3 separate regions of the Homo sapiens genome follow, and all the other regions are linked to region 1. The links are chromatin contacts, found by Hi-C or POLR2A ChIA-PET in ENCODE. All regions are on one chromosome and are shown on one strand. Each heading gives the region's core, a stretch centred on a gene start or an enhancer-like site at or near the end of the contact. The rest is flanking DNA. Distances are from core to core; before and after follow the strand shown. Region 1 has its middle 18 kb from the start of ROCR. Region 2 holds the start of SOX9-AS1 (SOX9 antisense RNA 1). Region 3 has its middle 83 kb from the start of ROCR.

Region 1 (3,464 bases), core at 304-2,803:
TTCTTAAACATTTGAGAAAATATTTGAAAACAATTTGCATGAGCTGGGTATAGAAGAAATCCTTTTCTTCTCCCTTTTCCCTTTCTTAGTTTTAAAAGTTGAATTCAATTACAATTTAATCCTAGCCACATGAAATGTACTCTTTGTAGTATTGTGCAAGTAGCTTTATAGATACAGATAATGTTAGCATATAATATCTGCTGCTTCAAAATATCTGCAGGAGCAAAAATTTACTGCCTTCTTTGATGATATAACATACATAAAACATGCATAAAGATATACTTTATGTATATTTCTATTTGTCCATATTTCTACCTACAGAGACATATTTCTGTCTCTCTCTCTCTCTCTCTATCTCTCTCTCTCTCTCTCTCTCTCTCTATATATATATATATATATATATATATATATATATATATATATGTCAAAGTCTATATAATATATGCCATGTTATTATATGGACATAAATACAAGACTTTGCATTCTTGAACAAAAGCAATTGCAATATTACATAAGTATTGCACAAGTAACTGCAATATTACAAGTTTTATTTTCACTCAGATTCCATTATTACATGACTCTTTTCTTAATTCCCCTTGGAATGGATGTAGGTCTCATCCAAATACCCAAACAGAATCACTTCCTAATTGCAAGTCCTTTCTATGGCAATGGAAAATATATTCTTCTTACATGTTTGTTTTGTGGTCATCAAGGTTTCCCATCCACGGTCTTTCTGTGAATTCCCTTTGGGCTTAGTTTGGCCCAAAGGAGTGTTTGCAGGAGTGACTGGAAGACAGGCTCACTTTTGATAAAGGCATATCATTTCATCAGATTTGACACATTCAGAATCCTACCCACCCTCAGTACCTGGGGTTTTTCAAATCATATATTAATCTGTGTCAAGTTGACTATTGTCCGGTATTTTCAGGCCCTTGACTGGAAGTAACAGGGCTGAGAGAGAAAAGAAATCATATCCTGTCAATAAGCGCTGAAAATATTTAGTGTGGCAAGCTCTGTGTTTTCTTTCTTATGAAAAGCTGATTAATATTCAGTGGTTGAAGGTTAATACTCCATTCATTTTATTCACTTTACATCCTGCACACAGCAGTGACTGTTCCAATTTCAACCCCTAATTCATACAAATCTGGTTCCAATCAGGAGATTAGTAACTTACTGCCTAAGCAGAAACAAATCACACAATTGCTAAGCTTATCTTTCTACCCATGCACAGACACGTACATGTGCTTGAAATGGACTCATTCATGGGCAGATGCAGATTCATACAGACAGCAAAGCTTCATCAATGTGGATATAGCTAGGAAATTTCATTTGCTGGCACAACATGTGATAGGGACAGATACATGAAACTGACACGAAGAAGGCATTGTCTACATATATTCAGATGTGCCCAAGTCTCGAAACTGATTCAATAATTGTGCCCCTATTATGTCTTCTATATCACAAATATTTCTGTACTGAATCATATTTTAAACATATTAGGATGAGTCATTAAAAGACTCCCTACACTTTGTTCTTTCGCAGACTATGGCTTTATTCTGTGAGTTAACTACCACGGCTCAGTATGTTTGTTTACAAATTCATTTTTATGTTCAAAGGGTTTCCATACAATTGGACACCACTTTTTTTAAGGAGGTGAAATTGCAGCAGGATGAACCTGACAGTAATAATAAGCGAAGTTTTTCTGATTATATACGTAAAACTTCAACACAAGTCACCAAGGTAGGAAGAGAATTCACATTTCCTGAATATTTTTTGAAATCATATCTCATTTGTCTGGAAAGGATTAAGATCAGCCCTGCAGAGGTCTGCTCTGAGGCTCCTTGTTTAGCGAGTCTGTGATTTAGGGATATCTGTCCATAGTCATTCTGCAGGAAAGATGAGGGTAGGTGAGCATCTGCACTCAGGGTAGGAGGGAAGGTAGGGTAGGTATGTGAAGCAGTTTGCTCTTTAGATGATGGCACACAGAAGCTGACCTAAAGAACAAATCATCACAGCGACTGGCCATCAGATGGCGAGAATAATGGTGATTGTTTTGTTGTTTTTAAATATTGTGTATATTTTTGCTCAACACATATGTTATGCTGCTACAAAACGGACACAGTGAGACTAAAAATATGTCTCAGTGTTTCATACTACCAGTGCTTTATTTAGGGGACTTGATTTTGATTCCTTACTGAAAAGGATGTTTTCCAAAGCCTTGGAGAGATGGGAATGAACGCGATGCTAATACAGCTTTTTTGAAAGCCTAAAATCGATTCATCACCTAGAGACCTCTAGGGTTTCATCCTCCTTTCCTTTCCTTTTTGACTCCTATATTACAGAAAAAGGCAAAGTGCCAGATTTAGAGCTTACAAAACAAATACAAAAGCAAAAAACCCACAAAAATCACCACCACCATCACCACTGAACAACCGTGTCTTAGAATCATATCTCTTTCACTTGCTGGTTAAATGGCCTTGACTTCTCTGAGCCTCTTACTCTAGATGGAAGATGAAACAATGCAAACATGATGCTTAGAACATCACAGGACCTCAATGGTGGCCATTAATTACAGGTTTGATGTGAGGACTATGAATTCATATTTGTGAAAATATTTGGAAATCTATGCATTGTTAAATTATGCATCGTTACTATTTCTTGGTGTAATTATATATACATTTTTTAACCTTTAAGTTCAGGGGTGCAAGTGCAGGCTTGTTTCATGGATGAATTTGACACATGGGGGTTTGTGGTACAAATTATTTTATGACCAAGGTATTAAGCCTTGTACCCTTTGGTCATCTTTCCTGATCCTCTCCCTCCTCCCACTCTCCACCCTCCAAAAGGCTCCAGTGAGTTTTATTCTTCTGTGTCCATGTGTTCTCATCATTTAGCTCCCACTTATAAATGAGAACACGCAGCATTTGGTTTTCTGTTCCTGTGTTAGTTTGCTAAGGATAACGACCTCCAGTTCTATCCATGTCCCTGCAAAGGGCATGATCTCATTCGTTTTTATGGCTGTGCTGTATTCCATTGTGTATACATACCACTGTTTCTTTATCCAGTCTGTCTTTGGTGGGCATTTATGTTGATTCCATGTCTTTGCTATTGTGAATAGTGATGTCTTTATAACAGAATGATTTATATTCCTTTGGGTATATACCCAGTAATGGGATTGCTGGGTCAAATGCTGGTTCAATTTTTGTCTTTAGGTCTTTGAGGAATCACCACACTGTCTTCCATAATGGTTGAACTAATTTACACTCCTACCAACAGTGGATAAGCATTCCTGTTTCTCCATAACCTTGCCAGCATCAGTTATTTTTTGACTTTTTAATAATAGTCATTCAGACCAGTATTAGATGGTATCTCATTGTGGTTTTGATTTGCATTTCTCTAATGTTCAGTGATATTGAGCTTTTTTCATATGATTGTTTGCCACGTGTATATCTTCTTTTGAAAAG
Region 2 (3,464 bases), core at 481-2,980, 110 kb before region 1:
TATCCAAACTTCCTTAGCAAAAGTGGGGACGGTGTTTAAATCCGTTTTCGGTAGGGACGCTTTTCTGTCCCTAGGGAAAGTTTGGTGGGGTGAGCAGCGGCGTCCCCCAAATATCTCAGCCCCGGACAATGTTCTCATTAGAGGTGATGGGAGAAGGGGTTACCCCTTGTCTATTCCAGTTCCCCAGGCCGGGTCCCTTGCAGGTAGAAGACTCCTATCCCTGGAGGGACAGGTCCCCGTGTCGCGGGCTCCCAGCCGCTCCTGTAATTAGTACATTTCGCTGGGCTTGGAGAGTGTTTATCGTCCGCTCTTCACGCCGGACACGAGTTTCTTGTGGAAGGGAGCGGCCGGTAAGCCCGTCTCTGGACTGGCGCTGGGCTGGACAGCAACAGCTAAGGGGAAAAGGAAAGTACCAGATAGCGTCGTAGGTGCGCAATAAATATCTGTTGACTGATCGAATAGATGTCACCTGTGGACGTGTTGCCCGAGTGAGTGCATGTCCCATCACAGCCGCCAGACCTCCCAGCGACAGTTGCGAACACGCGATGCTTGTGCATTCCTGCGTGTGTATTTCTCCCCACACGGGAGCCCGACTTTGGGAAGTTGACCGGCATGTGCCACTCAGGGCTGTGGAATCCCGACTCCGCTAAAACTGCAGACCAAGAGGCCCGTTTCAGTTTTCTTCCCTTTCCTGTTTTCGAAAAAAAGAAAGATGAGGTGGACGGGAGGTGTCGGGTGAGGGGGCGCGAACCTCCAATCTGCCCTGGTGACCTGGCCGGGTCTGGGGGCGTCGGGCGGCTGTAACACAGCAGGGCGCCCCGGGGGTACGGACCGGAGCCCAAGTCAGAGACCAGACCAGCTGGCTTGTCGTGGAGCTGCGGAGCCGATCAGGGAAAAAGGAGGGGTGGGAGTGGAAGGCCCCAGTCCCAAAGGGACAGCGCTCCCAAAGGGAGCGTGCTCTTTTTTCATTCTGGGTTTTGCGAAAATATCTGTCCTTAGCTGTGGCACCGGGGAGCCGCGCGTCATGCGGCTTCCCTCAACTCATCCCTAGAACGCCCTGCGGAAAATTTCCTAGGCCATCTCTTCCCCCTAACGCCCACTCCCACTATTTTAAAAAGTCTTTCAGGCATTTTTAGCTGAAGGTGATTTTGCCTTGGTGATTTAAAAGTAAAGATACAGTAAGCGCTCAACGCAGTGGTGCCTCCTTTGCGACATACTCGGCCGGGGCCACTTCGGCCCCAAGAGCTTCCTCCGCACGAGCAACTGCTCCTCCCCTTCGATCACCTTTCAGTTTAGGTCTATGCAGTCTCAGGTACCGACCAAAGAGGGCTGAGATTCTCAGGATGGTTTTGTGGGGTTTCCCTAGGGGAGGGCAGGCTCAATGGCGATGATTGCATCTCAGCCTGGAGGGATTCTAACCAGCGCTTCCCTCTAAGAGATCCCATTGGGTGGGTGATTATTCCGGATCTTAATCAGAGAAAGTGTCCCCATCAAGCCACGGAAATAGAGGACATGCTTGTAAGGTGCAATTTCGAAGGTAACGGTCAGAGTTAAAGACCAATTATCCTGTCTTCCCTGCGATCCTTTCCGTCTCAACAGGACCCGGGAAGTCCCGGGCAGAGCGCATCTCCCTGGCTCCTGCAAGCTACGGCTTCACCCAGCTTCGTGTTGGGCTCCGTTTTGGTTTTGGAGCGGCGTGAGGGAGTCTCGGGGGCTGGGTCGACTGCCACTGGCCTGAGCTCCGGACTCCGGGGACAGCGCGTCCTGTCCCGAGGGCCTCCCGCCCCCCGGGAAGGCCAAGGTCATGAGGTCAAACCCCAACTTTTGGGCTTCCGCGAGAGTAAAGCCCCCGGATGGTCCTCGGAGCTGTGACGTCACAAAAAGTGCTTGGGGTAGGCGGACCCACGGCTTTGTTAAACAGCCCAGGGGCTTCGGGGAGGAGTGGGGGCCCAAAGCAACTCAGGGACCCGTTGAGCTTCCTGCTTTGTCATTGTTTATTTCAAATTAATTTCATGATGCCTGTCGCTGACTGCAAAGGCTGCAGGAGAGACAGGCTGCCCTCGGGGTCTCTCCCAGCCTAGATAGGCAGACCAGGGATTTTTGAGAAAGCAGAGATTTTTGGTTTTCTTTCTTTCTTTCTTTTGTTTCTCTCTGTGCCATCTTTCTCCCAAGGCCCTTTCTCTCACTGATGTAAAAGGAAGAAGTGGAATAGTAAATGTCTTCTTTTTCTGTCTTCAGCCTTTTGTTTTCCGGATGGGTTGTGAAATTTGGACTGGCCTAGGAGAGGGGACAGTATTCCCCTTCCAAATCATTAAGACCCGGAAAATATAACAGTGTTCCTGTCACTATCTTTTGGATCACATGTGTTTACCCCCACGAGAAAGGGCAGGTTGATTTCTTCCACAGAGTTCTAGGACTGGAACCTGTTACTTTTTCTTCCCTAGTTTCCAGGTTGGCTAAAATGTGAGGGAATCCTGACAGAACACAGACAGAAGGCATCAACTGTATTACAGAAACTGGTCCCCTTTGGGGTCCCCCTAAAGCTCGCAAACTGTTAGCTTTGGTTGGCAAAAGAAGACTTTTTGTCTCATCTGCCTTAATATCCACAGGCAAAGCAGAGACAGATAAACAGTTACTAGTATAATTTAGGGGTAGGGTCACTATAGATTCAAGTATATGGGCATTTAATCTTTCCCCTAAATACTCATTTTCTTGGAGCAGTGGAGACATCTCATAGGTTGAGATGTTTTCCTCAGCAGCCAGGAGAAAAGGTGGTGTCTAACCCTGACGGAGGGGTTGATACTGTACCTGGAAGGTATGCTTTCTACCGTATGATTGGACAGAAAGGCAGAGTAGGTTTGCTCAGATATTCCACCCAGGCGTTCACCCCATCCCCACGCCTCCAGGGTCCACTTCTCCCCAGGGACCTGGCTCTAGAGTTTTCCTAGGGAGCTCCCAGTAGAGCATTAGTTTGAACCCCAACTATATTAAATATATGCTGTATCATGGGCGGCAAAGCAGGCTGTTGCGGGTGCTTGCAAATTTGCAAAGTATGGACGAACACGAGGCTGGGCAGGGATGGGGGGAATGGGGTGGCTACATCTAAATCTTTCTAGGACTCCAGATGACAGAGTAGAGTTCTGGGTAGAGGAAGTACAACGTGGTGGAGACACCATGTCCTTTCCATCCTGTCTTTCCCTGTCACTTGTCATGTCTCTCCCATTTAGCCCAACGTCAAATCATTCTGATTTTTGAATAAATCAATTCAGTGAATATTGCCTGAGGGCTGACAATGTGCCTAAACTTCTGAAGGAGACAAGATTTCATCTCTGCTGTTGTCTCCAGGTCTGGTTTCCCGCAGAATCCAGCCTCTGTCCACGTGAACTCTGCTCTGTCCTCTGGGCTCATAATGTTCTGAGACTCTTGCTGCCTCTTTCATGGATTCCCCTTCTATTTCCCTGAGA
Region 3 (3,464 bases), core at 355-2,854, 65 kb after region 1:
CTTACTGTTCATATCACTATCAGCATTTTTGTCAAAGTCATTGAGCAAATCTCTAGGAGATTTCAAACTTTCCCAAATTTTCCTGTCTTTGAGCCCTCCAAACTGTTCCAACCTCTGCCTGTTACCCAGTTCCAAAGTCGCCTCCACATTTTTGGGTATCTTTTCAACAACACCCCACTGTACTGGTACCAATTTACTGTATTAGTCAATTTTCATGCTGCTGATAAAGACATACCTGAGACTGTGAAATGTACAAAATAAAGAAGTTTAATTGGACTTACAGTTCCATGTGGCTTGGGAAGCCCCACAATCATGGCAGAAGGGAAAGAACAAGTCATATCTTACACAGATGGCAAAAGGCAAAGAGAGAGAGCTTGTGCAGGGAAACTGCTCCTTGTATAACCATCAGATCTTGTGAGACTTATTTACTATTATGAGATCAGCATGGGAAAGACCAGCCCCCATGATTCAATTACCTCCCACCGGGTCCCTCCCACAACATGTGGGAATTCCAGATGAGATTTGGGTGGGCACACAGCGAAACCATATCACCATCTCTATATAAAAACAAAACGCCACAACTCTCTTTTATCTAAATTTATGTTCTGCTCCCTTATTCTAGCACTCATCTTCCTGTCCCAGAAGTCCTCTTTTAACTCTTGCCTGGAGATATTGATGAGGTCCTAGAATGCCTTTAGCGTATAGTCCTTTTCCTCCCTCAGCAGGTTCAGTACATCTCTGGCTGGGTTGTGCTGTGACTCTACCCTAGTTATTAACCCACTAACCAGGACAGGAGGGGGGAACAGATCCTGAATATTACACATGCTGTCTTGCAGGAAAAAGGCCTGGGAATTGCATTTAAGCAAGGGAAGGCATTAGCCCATTGGGAAGAGTGAACAACTTCTTCAAGTTCAAAGGGTTCAGGGGAACCTGGGCATCCAAGATTTGTGAGTATCATCAACCCAGATGTCCTCATCTTATGAGTTGAGGCCCCATTCTTTCCAACAGGGGCTGGGGCCATGGCCTTGGCATAGCCACTCTGACTTGGTTGGGAATTAACCGTCTTTGGCCTGGTGTTCTGCTTTCTTTACCTTCTTCTAGAGAGAATGAGAGCATCTTTTGATGTGACCAAGGAAGTCCTCTGGTTTTCCCACTTAGCTTTGAATTGCTGATTCATCACACTCAGTTTTTGTTGTTGTTGTTGTTGTTTTCTGGAGTGTCAGTCAAGTAGAGCAATGGCCACCCAATTCTACTGTCCTATGGTTGTCCCTTTTTAAAGGCCTCATACATTGCATTGGCTGGCATAGTCCCTTCCACCGCTACACCACCCCAGTCCACCAGTGGTGAAAGTTCAAAAATCGCTCTGCTCCATGTGCCAGGGCTACCTGTGCTTCACCTGTCACCAGTGAAGGGGTCCTCACTGCCAGTTGGGTGAAAGGGGATCAAGTTCCAAAGTCTCATCTTAGTGTCTGCTATCTCAGCCCATTCTTGGCACCAGTTGTCACTGGCTGAGTTCCTTGGGAAGCAGACTCCAAGACAGAGATCAGAGTGCAGGACAGGCATGACAGAGAGCTCCTGGGATCAGCATCTTGTGACCAAAAGGGGAAGTGAGGACGACTGGGCAGAAGGAAATGCTGGGCTGCAATGCAGAAGTAACCGCAGGAAGCTCTGGAGCTAGAATTGCCATCTGAATTGTCCAGGGCTAGTGGGGAGGAGGTTGGGCCTTTGAACTTCATGTTGATGAGTTGCCGGTATGAGCTGCTTTGGGAGAAGGCACAACCTTCAGTGAGGCAGCTTTCTCCAGTGGGGGCACTTCTGGAAGAAGGCTGACAGCTGAGGTCCATCCCAGCACAAACTGCAACTGAAGAAATCAAGTTTCCATTCCTGAAGGGAGGTCTGAACGGCACATCACAGCGTCCACTTCAGATAATTCTGAGGAATTACTGGCATATTTCATTTGTTAATAAAAATCTAAACAGAGAGCCACAGCGTCCACTTCAGATAATTCTGAGGAATTACTGGCATATTTCATTTGTTAATAAAAATCTAAACAGAGAGCCACAGCGTCCACTTCAGATAATTCTGAGGAATTACTGGCATATTGCATTTGTTAATAAAAGTCTAAACAGAGAGCCTCAGTGAGCCTGTAATTTGGACTGTGACAGGCCCAATCAGCAGTGAACACTGCCCTGGAGAGGAAAGAAGCCTTTTGAGCAAAAGGGTCAGTTGACAGAGCATGGAAAAAGGACACAGGACATGGAAAAAGTTTTATAAATCAAACAAAGGGAGAGGAGGTGTGGAGAGGAGGTGTGGAGAGGAGGCGGGAATGAGGGTGTGTGTGTGAGGGTGGGTGGGGGAATGTAGCCTACAAACCACTATAAAGAAATCTTTTTTACAGCAGCCCCAGGAAACTTATTGAGACCTCATAAAATAAAGAGAACCAAGGAAACAACACCCAATGCTAAGTGTCTCTTTCGCTGTTTTACAGACTGGAGTAGGATTTTATGAGCTATTTGACTTTCCCTTTGGATGCCTCTTTAGGAGAAGTTCCTGGTTCTTTAGCCAGTTATTTTAACTTTTGGCCAGGGAGTGAGAAGGCTTCAAAATAGGATAATAACCATTTAGGCTTTCTGGTAACATTCTTCAGTTGTTGACCACAGCAGGCACTTAATTAGCCCACGTGGAATATTTGAATTTGCCAACATGAGACTTCTATTCCTAGGTCCCCTTGGATAGGAAGATAAAGTCCAGTGGCTATGGGAATATGACTTTGAGGGGCTCCCTCCATTCTTTCAGTGAGATCCAGCACTAAAGAGCTTTGCTTACAGACAAGTCAGCAGACTATATTTACAAGCTTCCTAGATGCTGAACCAGCCTCAAGATGGGAAGTGAAGTTGTAAGCTCTAAGAACTTAAAATCCTCCTCTTTCAAAATGATTTGGCCATCAGAATTGGCTTATTCTATTTGGCCAGGCAAGGAGGAAAAGAGAAACCCACTTCCTTTCTCTATCTACACAAAGAAAGAAAGCAATGGTGTTTTCATGAGAAATTCTTTAGTTTGTTCTAAAGTGATCCAAGGCATAAAGGTCTCTAGTTTAAAAAATTTGAGGGTCATTTTGATCTTCATTGTACTTCCTCTGTTGTTTAACAATTTCTGGCCAGGCATGGTGGCTCACACCTGTAATCCCAGCACTTTGGGAGGCCGAGGTAGGCGGATCATGAGGTCAGGAGTTCGAGACCAGCCTGACCAACATGGTGAAACCCAGTCTCTACTAAAAATACAAAAATTAGCCAGGCATGGTGTTGCGTGCCTGTAATCCCAGCTACTCAGGAGGCTGAGGCAGGAGAATTGCTTGAACCTAGGAGGCAGAGGGAGCAGTGAGCCAAGATTACGCCATTGCACTCCAGCCTGGGCGACAGAGCAAGACTCTGTCTCAAAACAAACAAACAAACAAACAAACAAAC

The links. Hi-C counts contacts between places; a loop is a spot of excess contacts on that map. ChIA-PET counts read pairs that join two places held with the same protein, here RNA polymerase II (POLR2A). Pooled maps may share reads with other maps.
Region 2: a map of CD4-positive, alpha-beta memory T cell shows a loop between it and region 1 (7-fold over the local background). The contact joins the promoter of SOX9-AS1 here to the enhancer-like site in region 1. A Hi-C loop is called at or near these places in 2 of 168 maps with a recorded cell type or tissue (CD4-positive, alpha-beta memory T cell and GM12878), 21 of 37 single-sample maps with no recorded cell type and 9 of 50 pooled maps. POLR2A ChIA-PET finds 5 or more read pairs at or near these places in 2 of 52 experiments (GM10248 and PC-9).
Region 3: a loop to region 1 is called in a map of Ramos, with 3 times the contacts of the local background. The contact joins two enhancer-like sites. A Hi-C loop is called at or near these places in 4 of 168 maps with a recorded cell type or tissue (Ramos, esophagus squamous epithelium, heart left ventricle and 1 more), 1 of 37 single-sample maps with no recorded cell type and 3 of 50 pooled maps. POLR2A ChIA-PET finds 5 or more read pairs at or near these places in 2 of 52 experiments (A549 and WTC11).

What each region holds. Positions count from the first base shown.
Region 1 is chr17:72,006,425-72,009,888 of GRCh38, reverse strand. No RefSeq gene overlaps it. Among named protein-coding and RNA genes, the nearest start is that of ROCR, 18 kb to the left of the region's middle. Within about 2 kb of position 1,553, at least 2 of the 41 ENCODE cell types and tissues checked have a DNase peak (open chromatin) inside an H3K27ac peak, as active enhancers do.
Region 2 is chr17:72,114,282-72,117,745 of GRCh38, reverse strand. It overlaps SOX9-AS1 (SOX9 antisense RNA 1), which reads left to right and starts at 1,730. Exons shown (of 7, transcript NR_103738.1): 1 at 1,730-1,892; 2 at 3,346-3,464. RefSeq lists an enhancer at 1-50.
Region 3 is chr17:71,940,996-71,944,459 of GRCh38, reverse strand. No RefSeq gene overlaps it. Among named protein-coding and RNA genes, the nearest start is that of ROCR, 83 kb to the left of the region's middle. Within about 2 kb of position 1,604, at least 2 of the 41 ENCODE cell types and tissues checked have a DNase peak (open chromatin) inside an H3K27ac peak, as active enhancers do.